2 separate regions of the Homo sapiens genome follow, and region 2 is linked to region 1. The links are chromatin loops, found by intact Hi-C in ENCODE. Cell type or tissue: sigmoid colon. All regions are shown on one strand.

What was found. A loop is a pair of places that touch in the nucleus more often than their neighbours do. Peaks named below come from ENCODE experiments on the same cell type or tissue, not always from the same donor. Only the 100,000 strongest peaks of a DNase experiment are listed, where the experiment ranks them.
Region 2: a loop joins it to region 1, with 2.6 times the contacts of the local background. A loop is called at or near these places in 1 of 110 quality-filtered maps.

Annotation. Positions count from the first base shown.
Region 1 is chr3:97,230,431-97,235,430 of GRCh38, forward strand. All of the region lies in intron 4 of EPHA6 (EPH receptor A6), which reads left to right. Among named protein-coding and RNA genes, the nearest start is that of EPHA6, 420 kb to the left of the region's middle. In sigmoid colon, no CTCF peak of the experiment used is centred here; a DNase peak (open chromatin) is centred at 2,421.
Region 2 is chr3:96,860,685-96,865,684 of GRCh38, forward strand. All of the region lies in intron 1 of EPHA6 (EPH receptor A6), which reads left to right. Among named protein-coding and RNA genes, the nearest start is that of EPHA6, 49 kb to the left of the region's middle. In sigmoid colon, a CTCF peak has its summit at 2,646 (motif pointing right); no DNase peak of the experiment used is centred here.

The sequences.
Region 1 (5,000 bases):
TCCTTCTTTAATGCTTAATATTATAAATTATATTTCAGAAATGCTAGCCTAGCTTGTTTATTCAAAGTAGAAGCAAAGAAAGGTTTAATTCTGTCATGGCTGGGCAGAATTTTAGACAGGGAAGAGCATGCCATTGTTGCTATAGGGCAGGAAAAATAATTTTCCTTCTACGCTTCATAGTTCTTAGTTGAGACAGACTCCAGTAACAAAAGAGATTAGAAAGAGAAAAGCAAACAGTAATTTACTAACATGTACCTCGTGTATACATTGGACATACCTAGGGAATGAGTAAATCTCAAAGAGGTAGCTCTGAGTTTAGGTTTAAATACCATCTTCAGCTGCAGCAAAGAAAGAAGAGTTTTGGGTGGCGGAGCAGTAATGGGGAGGTAAAATCACAGTAAACCAGGACAGGATTTGTTATGTTGATTTAAGTCAGTGCCTTCTTCATGGATAAGAGTTTCTAGTGACTTAGTGATCCTTCTCTTCCTGAGAAGACAGAGAGATACACTTACAAATGGAGATTTCCTTTGTAGATACAAATTTTCCATAGGAAAGGGTGATTTCTACTTTGTTTTCAGAGCTGCTACTGTGTCTGCAGTTTCTCAAATAAAATGACTCAAAATAATCCTTATGCCAAAGAGGCATATTTTTGAGTGGCGTATTCTGGTCTCCTATAGCCATATTTTAGGGTGACATATTCTGGTCTCCTCCAGTCATATTTTGGAGGGCATAATTTGATCTCCTACATTGTTATCAATGATCCAAAGAGAGAACCCCCAAAGAAAAGTGAAATATAGAGCTTTAGTCAAGTTTTCCTAGTCCAGACCCAGGAAGCTTTCTTTCTCAAGGCTTCTCTCTTCTACTTTTTTAAGAGCTTACTTACTTTGTTTGGCAAAGACTCAGCTTCATGCTGAATTCACTGTCTTTTAAAGCCAGATTTTCTCAGAGCGAATCTTGGTGATACAAGAGCAAACGGAAAGCTACTCTTTCACCCTCTCTGAATGTTTACTGATATGAACTGACAATAGCCAGATTAAGAGAAGAAAAATGCGTAGAAATGTATTAATGTGCATAAGCATGGTGAGGGGGCATATAAAACATGAGACTTGTAGAAGGTCCAGATGGTGAAGTTTATATACCCTCTTTGTAGGGGAAAGGAAATGGGGCATGTAGACAATTGGAGGGATAGTAAGTGATTTTTAGGAGAAATGAGTGCACCCAAGGAACAATGGCCTGGGAGAAAGTTCCTCTGAGGTCTGAGGGAGGTAGTGAAGAAGATGAAGGGTGGAACTTTAGTATGAAGAAAAATAGTGTTATTATGCAGATAAAGTATCTCAGGTAATCCCTAGGAGCTGCCCTCAGAAGAATAGATGAAATGTCTTTCTGGGCTTGGTGATGACTTATAGTCGTTTCTTTTTTCCAGTGGTTAATTTTTGCTGGTTGTTTGACAAGACTCCTAGGGAAGGGCTTTTAAGACAATGCATTTCTTCTGGATGAAGTTCCCTTAAACAAATAAAGAAACTTCAGAGAAATCTCCTATTTGTGCTGTGGGAATGAAAGGGGATCAGAGAGACAGGTTGACAGGAAAGGTCAGAGAGAGATTTTGGTTTCGAGGTTTATTTCTGAGGCCCTGCAGTTTCCTCTAATTCAAAGAACTCCACATGCCAAAGGACCACATTTTTGGGTGTGATTTTCTGAACCCCAAAAGCATTTATTAGATATGTAAGGTTGGGCAAATTATTTAACTTCTCTTGACTCCAGTTGTACCATCCATATTGATAACAATACATACCTCATACTGTTGTCACAATGATTTAAATGAGTTAATATTTGAAAAGTGCTAAAAACAGTAGCTTGCACATAATGGGTGCTACATAAATGCTTGTTAAATTAAAAAGAAAGCTGTTCTCTTACAATTCGTTTTGAAAGAGTGTCTGGTAAGTTAAAATTCAAACTATTAGAAATTTTATGTTGATGCTATTTTGTCAGGTTCACGGCTTCCATCATTTGTATTCCTGCAAACTAAAAACAATAATGATAATAATATACTGAATGCCTAAGACCTTTTCACAAAATATATTAAGTCCTGCACCTCTAAGCCTATCATCTGATATTGTTAGCAGTGGCAAATCTAACAGGCCTGCAGCGACTTGATTCCTACCTCCTCATAGGAAAGAATTTGGCTGAGGGGCATAAGTCAGTATGAGACCAAGGCAAGTTTTAGAACAGGAGTGAAAGTTTATTAAAATGTTTTTGGAACAGGAACAAAAGAAAGTACACTTGGAAGAGGGCCAAGCAGGCACCTTGACAGTTCCAGCTGCCTCATTTGGCCCTTTACTTGAGGTTATATACATTGGCATGGTTCCAGGGTTTCTGTTTCTTCTCTCCTGATTCTTCCCTTGGGGCTGGCTGTCTTCATGCACAGTGGCCTGCTGGCACTCGGGAGGGGCCACATGCACAGTATGTTTACTGAAGTTATGCACATGTTCACTGGAGTCATTTTTTCTTACTGAGTGTTTCTAGGGGAAGGTCATATACCGGTCAAACTCTGCAATTTTGCCTCTTATGTACCTGCTTGAGCCCACTCGTCCAATTCCTGAGATCTTATTGGTAAGCAGCTGATCACCAGCTTCAGGTGTTTTCTATCTATTGGGAGACCACTGTTCCCTGGCACCAGCTGCCACCAATTATGGTTTTAGAGAGATAGTTTAACAGCCACCTGACCATCACCTGGTCATTGCCTGACATTCTTGGGGTGGAGGGCCCTCTCCTGCCCTGTTCATGTCTGCCTAGCTGCCTACTCCATCAATATCAGTGAGGTAGTCTGAATCATACTTTGATTAGTATGGAGTGACCCTAGCAGTTATTACAATGTATGCAAAAAAAAAAAAAAAGCAAGTACCATAAACTTCAAAACATTATGTCTTCTAAAACTTAAAAGATGAGATTGTTGGGGAAGAAGATCAGAAAAATGACAAGTTAAGAGGTTGTTGAACAATTACACTTAAGAGGTTCATGGTAAGTCCAGCAAGATATAGAACTTTTGGGGCCAGGAATCGAACAAGCAGTCAATCTTTCCTGTTTTTCATTAACCACAAACAGTAGCAATATTTTAATAGATATGCATTCTCTCCATGCTAGATATTGTATTTCTATGAATTTGCCATTATTTATTTCCTTTATTCTTATGGTGTATTATCTAAGAGTTGGAATTTAGATCATCAGTCATTCCCATTACTATCTGGTGTCTTGGTCAATCTTAGCATTTAAAACGGTGCTTTCAGAGAACCTTCTAGGGATTTAAAAGGAAGCATTTTTTGGTGTCAGGGGTAGAGAGAAAAGTAACTAAAAATTTCAAGTATGTGATGAAACCATTTTGAATGTATGATTAATAAAATGAAGAACTAAAATTGTGGAAATGAGTAACCAAAATATTTGGCCAGTAAATGGCCTAGTAGGTGAAAATTTCATAGATAGGTATAGGAGGCAATCATATAAATGATAAGATTTTAAGGATGCTAAGAAGCCCGGTTCCTTAGTGATTTTCTCAAAACAACAGCAACAAACCTAAAATTTTTCTAGTACAACACAGCATGAGATTTTACCATTAAGAGTTTTACAGATTTCTTTGGGTTTGTAGAGATGGTGTCTTTTTATTTTATAATCCTAATTTATTCACATAAAGATTATTAGGTGTCTCAAATGGCTACAGTCTAAAGAAAATTATGTCTCACATTCAAAGCTAATCCTTCCAATTGTTGGGGGATGATCTGATCTTTCAATTTTCTGTTGGGCCTAGCTGGTTTTGTTTATCTCCTCTACTGAATTTTTGTTTCTGCTAACTCCTTCCTTAGAACCTATAGTATATATTCAAATTTATATTATCAAAAAAAATGCTCCCAGTCCAATTTTTCTCTTCTCTAAAACAAATACCTTGGAAAAATCATCGTCATTGGCTATGTCTACTTTTCACTTTTAATTTGCTTTTTACTCTGTTGCATTTAGATGTTCCCATTCACTCTACTACAAGAAGATTTTGTTTTTACTACTTCTAGTAAACTGCATAAGAAAAATTCACCAATGATCTTCATTGACATTTTGTATTAGAAACATTTTTTGTCCTGTTATTCATGACACTTATCCTGTTGATCATTCTTTTTTTCTTGCAACTTCCTGTTCCCTTTTAATCTAAGACATTGCAATCTCCGTTTCACCCTCCTAATTTTCTGATCATTTTGTTTATCACCATTGATGATTCTTCTTCTTTTGCTCACCTGTTAAATATTAAATTTTCCCATGTTCTTTTTATTGCCCTTTTATCTTTTCATATGTTCTCCTTAACTCCCATAATTTCAAATGTCACCTGTAGATAGATGATGCCCATATTTTTATCCATATCTCAGTCTTCTCTCCTGAGGTGCAAAGTCTTCTAGACAACTGATTGTGGGATCTGACAACCTGTATGTCCTATGGAAACCTGCCTGCATCTCTGACCTTATATTATAGCATACTCCCCTTGATTACCAAACTCCTGGACTTCAAAGATGCTGAACTTGTGTTCATTCTCAGTGCCAGCAGTTTCCTCTACTTGAAATGCTCCTTCCTTAGGTTTTATTTTTGCTATTCAGAATCAAATATCAGCTTTTAGGGCAGGCATTTCCTGACTGCCCCCTCAAAATAAAATTATTCGCAGTTACTCCTTTTTATGTCATTGTGCTTTCTTTTTTATAGATTATATCATTCTTAGAAAATACTTGGTTTATTTATATACTTGCTTCCTCATTTGTTGTCATTCTGTCCACAAGAGACTACAAGGTACCTGGCATATAGTAGACACTAAGAACCTGATGAATGAATAACTAATAATTTCAAGCTCAACCTGAGTTAGCCAGTATTATTGCTTTCTCTCTCAGACTGCTTATCAAGCCTAGCTTTTGTTTCTGTGTCCTGATGAATCATCATCAATCCACCCATCTAAGCCATGAAGCTTAAGTCATAAC
Region 2 (5,000 bases), 370 kb before region 1:
CACTTCTTTGTGAGAGATGAGAGACTCGCAACATTTATTAAATATAAGACTAGAAAATCTAAGACTATAGCCAAATAGTCTTTTCTACCTATTTAATCCCTGAGTAATTGAGACAAATGTAAATAATATAGGTCTCAACTGAATTTGCTTACGAAGTGCTGAAGATGTCAAAATAGAGGAAGCATCTAATTGCTATTAATTAGGGACATGCCAAATTTTCTTTTACTCATTTTTAACCACACAGATAACAGAACAATTTTATAGGAAAGCACAACTTTTGAGGTAACTCATTAATAAATATCAATGACCTTGCTCAGGAGCCCAGGAGGGAACCTGTAGTTTGGTGACCTTGTGATAGATCACATCCACACCCGAGTTATCCTTTGGTCTCTGTGGTAAGTGCTGGTAATAGCAGGTTTTAGGAATGATTATAAGGCTGAAGCAAATATAGCTCTGTCAGTCAGGATAAGGATCTGGAGGTTCTTGGAATGAGTGAAATAAGAAGGTATGAAAGTCAAGATGAACATTTCTAGTAATATTTTAATCAACTATTAACCATTCATTATTTGGATAAGGTTTTCAGTGATAGTTCTTGCTCTAGAGTATAACTTGCTTTCTAAGTAATAGCAAACTGCTTCACTTGATTTATCCTGAAAGTAATTTAGTTAGGTAGAAAATTATATAGCTTGAGTGTTTTGCCCTTTTTTTTCTATTTAAGATAACAGTGAAGAAAAGTAATTTTTTATTTTTATACCTTATTTTAGTAACTAAGGGAATCATCTATTTTTAAGAAGGGACAGAGATATTTGAATGTTTTCTGAAAAAGATACTCTCTAGCAGAGTAGAAAACTGAAAGGTGTAATTTCAAAAGTTCTAGACTTGATTTTATTCTCTAATTAGAAAAAGCTAACATCACTATGTTCATATTACCTTATACTTACAAATAGAATTTCCAATCTCAGATGTAACTGAAGGGATAGATAAAATTAAAATAATGAACACCCTCTATGTTAAAAACATGGAAACAAGCAAAAACCACAAAAAATAAGAATAACCACCACAACAAAACAAAATGCTGTAAGTACACCTACTAAACAAATAATTGATCTCAGGTTCTAGATAAAAGTAGCTTTGTTGTTTTTAAGAAAGTATGATCCTCTTTAGAAGATTTTATCTTAAAATATTCCAAGTACAGAGAGGACCATACCAGGAGTCAACATAATTCAGTGTTGATTTAAAGCAATCTATGTTAGATTTTTTTCAGAATTAAATATGGTTGCAACTCCGTGTGAGGGTAGTTACCCATATTATATATATCTGAAAGTAAAAATTTTTGGTTCTTACCTTTCAGAAATATACAGTGATGTTAAAACTGGATTAATTTGATAATCTAAATGTCAGTTTAAAGCATTTAAACAGTATTATATTTAAATGGACTGCTTCTAAAATGTAACGTATAAAGATACATGTTTGTTTATATATCTATAATTCGAAGTATTCTCTGATTGTATCTGGTCATGATGTTAGAAGTATTGTCTTTGTTTATTGGTGTTTTTTAAGAGCTATTGGAGGTAGTAGAGTGTTACAGTTAGTGGAACATAGAACCATCATAAACCTCTACTGATGTGCTGTTACTGAGTGACTTAGTAACTTTACTTAGTAACTCAGAACCTTAAGCTGGGCCTTAAAGCTTCTAAATTGAATGATTCTAGGAAGAAACCCCTTACTTTTTTTTCATAAGGTTTGTTAGAGAAAGTTCTCAAACATGTATTTATGATTGTCTGAACTTTAAAACATATTGATAAATCTTTGGACTCAATTTACATGACATTGACTTAAATTTTTACAACAAAATTATCCTAAAAGAATAGCTACTTTCTTAGTGGCTTGATTTATCTCTTCCTTGTGTAATTTTTCAAAGTGATATATGAATAAAATCTCATCCTTTTCTTACTGTGCTATCTGAATAAAGATGATCTTCTATTATATACTATAAATCAATATGCTAATTGTTTTTAAACTAATACCTTTTAGATTTACTGAAATGATGTAGATAAAGACTTGATAAAATATTTAAAGGCAAGAAGTTAATATTTAGCTTTTTATTCTTAGGTAATCATAACTTTCAGATTTAATCCAGTACTATTAAATTTGTGTTTATCATTTGATATTGTCTTTTAAAACATTATGAAATTTTCTTATAATTTCCAAAAGCATGAATAAAGGCAACTCTAATACACTAAAAGACATGTTCAGAAAGAAATATAATATGCTGAAAATTTTTTTCTAAAAGTTAATAGGAAAATTGTATGCAGTTACACAGACACATTCTATGCATTATGTTGCTTACAAAACAAAATGTGTATTTTTAGAACTTTATTTTATTGCCCCCAGGCTATTTTTTTTGTTTTATTCAATTTCTCAATTTATGCTATGAATAAATAATTGTATTTTCATTTGTACTCTTTACATAAATAATAGGTGTTAATCTTCCTATTTAAACATTGCTATTATATTAAAAATGGAAAAGTATTGGCTTTTTTACTGATGTTAATGCTGATGTAATTTTTTTTCTTCCTACTGAGTTTACAGTGTTTTTGCTGTCTGGTAGGGACTAGGTAACTTTTGTTTGGAGCCAGCAGGAGGAGCTCTCACCTTGCTGTGTTCAACGTAATTAGTGTGCCTGAAAAACCTGAATTTGTGGGGGTTTTGTATGTGAAACAAATGATAAAATTAAAATATTTACTACATATCTCTAAAATTCTAAATTTTATTTTAATATTGAAATATAATTCACCTGTCTGAAATGCAAATTTGGAATCTTATTTTTTTAAAGAATTTTTAAGAGGTATCATTGCAATTTAATCAAATAAAGCAGTTAGGTCAATCTTGTTTCTGGAAGATACTAAGAAACAACAAAAAATGTTTTCTAAGCATTTGCACTATAATAGGTACATACATATTTTCCTTTTTTACTTGTTTTGAAGTGAATATACTTCACAGTTTACAACTATGAATACTGAGAACAAAGCAGGCTTAATATGTTTTAGAAACAATAATTAAATGAATTAATGAATTAACTTATTGGTCATAATTCCTATATAAAACTTATAAAAAGGAAATAGCTGTTGATAGATTTCAATACGCATTAGAGATTTTAGACACTTAGCTCTAATGAAAGCCTTGATTTGAATGTTGTGATTTGTAGGTTGTACCAGTGAATTTTCTGCAGAAATCTTTGATGAGAAAATTAGAATAAAACTTATGAACATTTAAAAATCACCATAAGAAATACTGATGTTTCTCTCCATTAAGTGAAGTACATATTAAAACAATAATGAGTTACTGTTGCACACCTGATAGAATGACTTTAAAAAACTGGACAAAACCAAGTCCTGGTTTGTACAGGAATGGGAAAACCATACATTTCCCTATTGTGAATCTAAAATTTCACAGCAGTCAGTTTTGGAATCCAGATGGATAGTTTATTTAAAAAACAAACATTTTCTGTATAACCCACTAATCTTACTCCTTGTTATTAACCCTGGAGAAATAAAAGCATAGGTTCATATAAAAAATCTGTATAGGAAAGCTTAGGGTGGCCTATGTATAATGTTCTTAACTGGAAATAGCCCAGATGTCCATCAACTAGGGAATTCCATACAGTGGAATAGGTTTCAGCAACAAAAAGGAACAGTTGAAACATGCAGTGACATAGATGGATCTCAAATGCATATGTGAAGTAAGGAAACCAGGCTCAAAAGGCTACATGCTATATGATTTCATTTATTTGACACTCTGGAAAAGACAAAGCTACAGGGAAAGAAATCAGATTAGTGGTTACCAGAGGATGGGGTAGGAAAGGGATTTCTTATAAAGGGCCACAAGAAATTTTGGGAGGGTAATGGACGTATTCTCTAGCTTGATTGTAGCCATGGTTCCATGGATGTAGGAGTTTGTCATGATTTACAAAAATGTACATTTAAAGAGGGTGGATTTGTTGTGAGTCAAACAAATTTTAATAAATCTAACTGATAAGACATGGGGAAACTTATAGATTTAAAAAAAACACTTAAACAGGAATGCCAACTAACTTATTAGCATTTATTTGAATCTCGGCTTCTTTTCAAATGAGACAATAAAGAATATTGAACACTGTCTGGATATGTCATTGCATTAAGGAATTTTTATATTAATGAATTAAGATATTGTAAGTATATTAAAAGAGTATTTTGGAAATACATGTTGAATTTTTATACAGGTGAAATGATAAGATTCCTGAAATTTACTTCAAATGAAATCTTATAGTGGGGAAGTAGGTAAAAATGTATACAAGAAACAAGATTGGACATTAATTGGTAATTATTGAACCTGAGTGATGAGTATGTGAGGGTTCATTGTACTGTTTTTTACTACTTCAAAAAGTATTTGAAAATTTCTCACAATAAAAATTGATTAAAATTTATGACTTAGTTTTACAAATGTATGTTTAGTGAATAGATTTTAACAATACTAAAGGAATATTCTGCAATGAGTAAGTAGAGTTTAACCCAGGAATTTAAGGATACTTTCATATCTGAAAAATGTATCAATAAAATTTATCACAGTGGTTCACCTAAGTAAAACCTCAGAATCTTTAGAGTAGACACCAAACAGCAGGTGCCAAATAACATACTCACAATTGCATTTTAAAAAATTATAGATGAGAAACCCCCAGCCAGGTGCCTTGGCTCACACCTGTAATCCCAGCACTTTGGGAGGTCAAGGTGGGAGGGTCACTTGAGGCCAGGAGTTCAAGACCTGTCTGCATAGCATAGTAAGACCTTGTCTCTACAATAAATGAAAAAATTAGCTGGGCACAGTGGTGCGTGCCTGTAGTCCCAGCTACTCAGAAGGCTGAGGCAGGGGGATCGCCTTGAGTCTAGGAGTTCAAAGCTTCAGTGAGTATGATTGTGCCAGTGAACTCCAACCTGGGCAACAGAGCAAGACCTGTCTCTTTA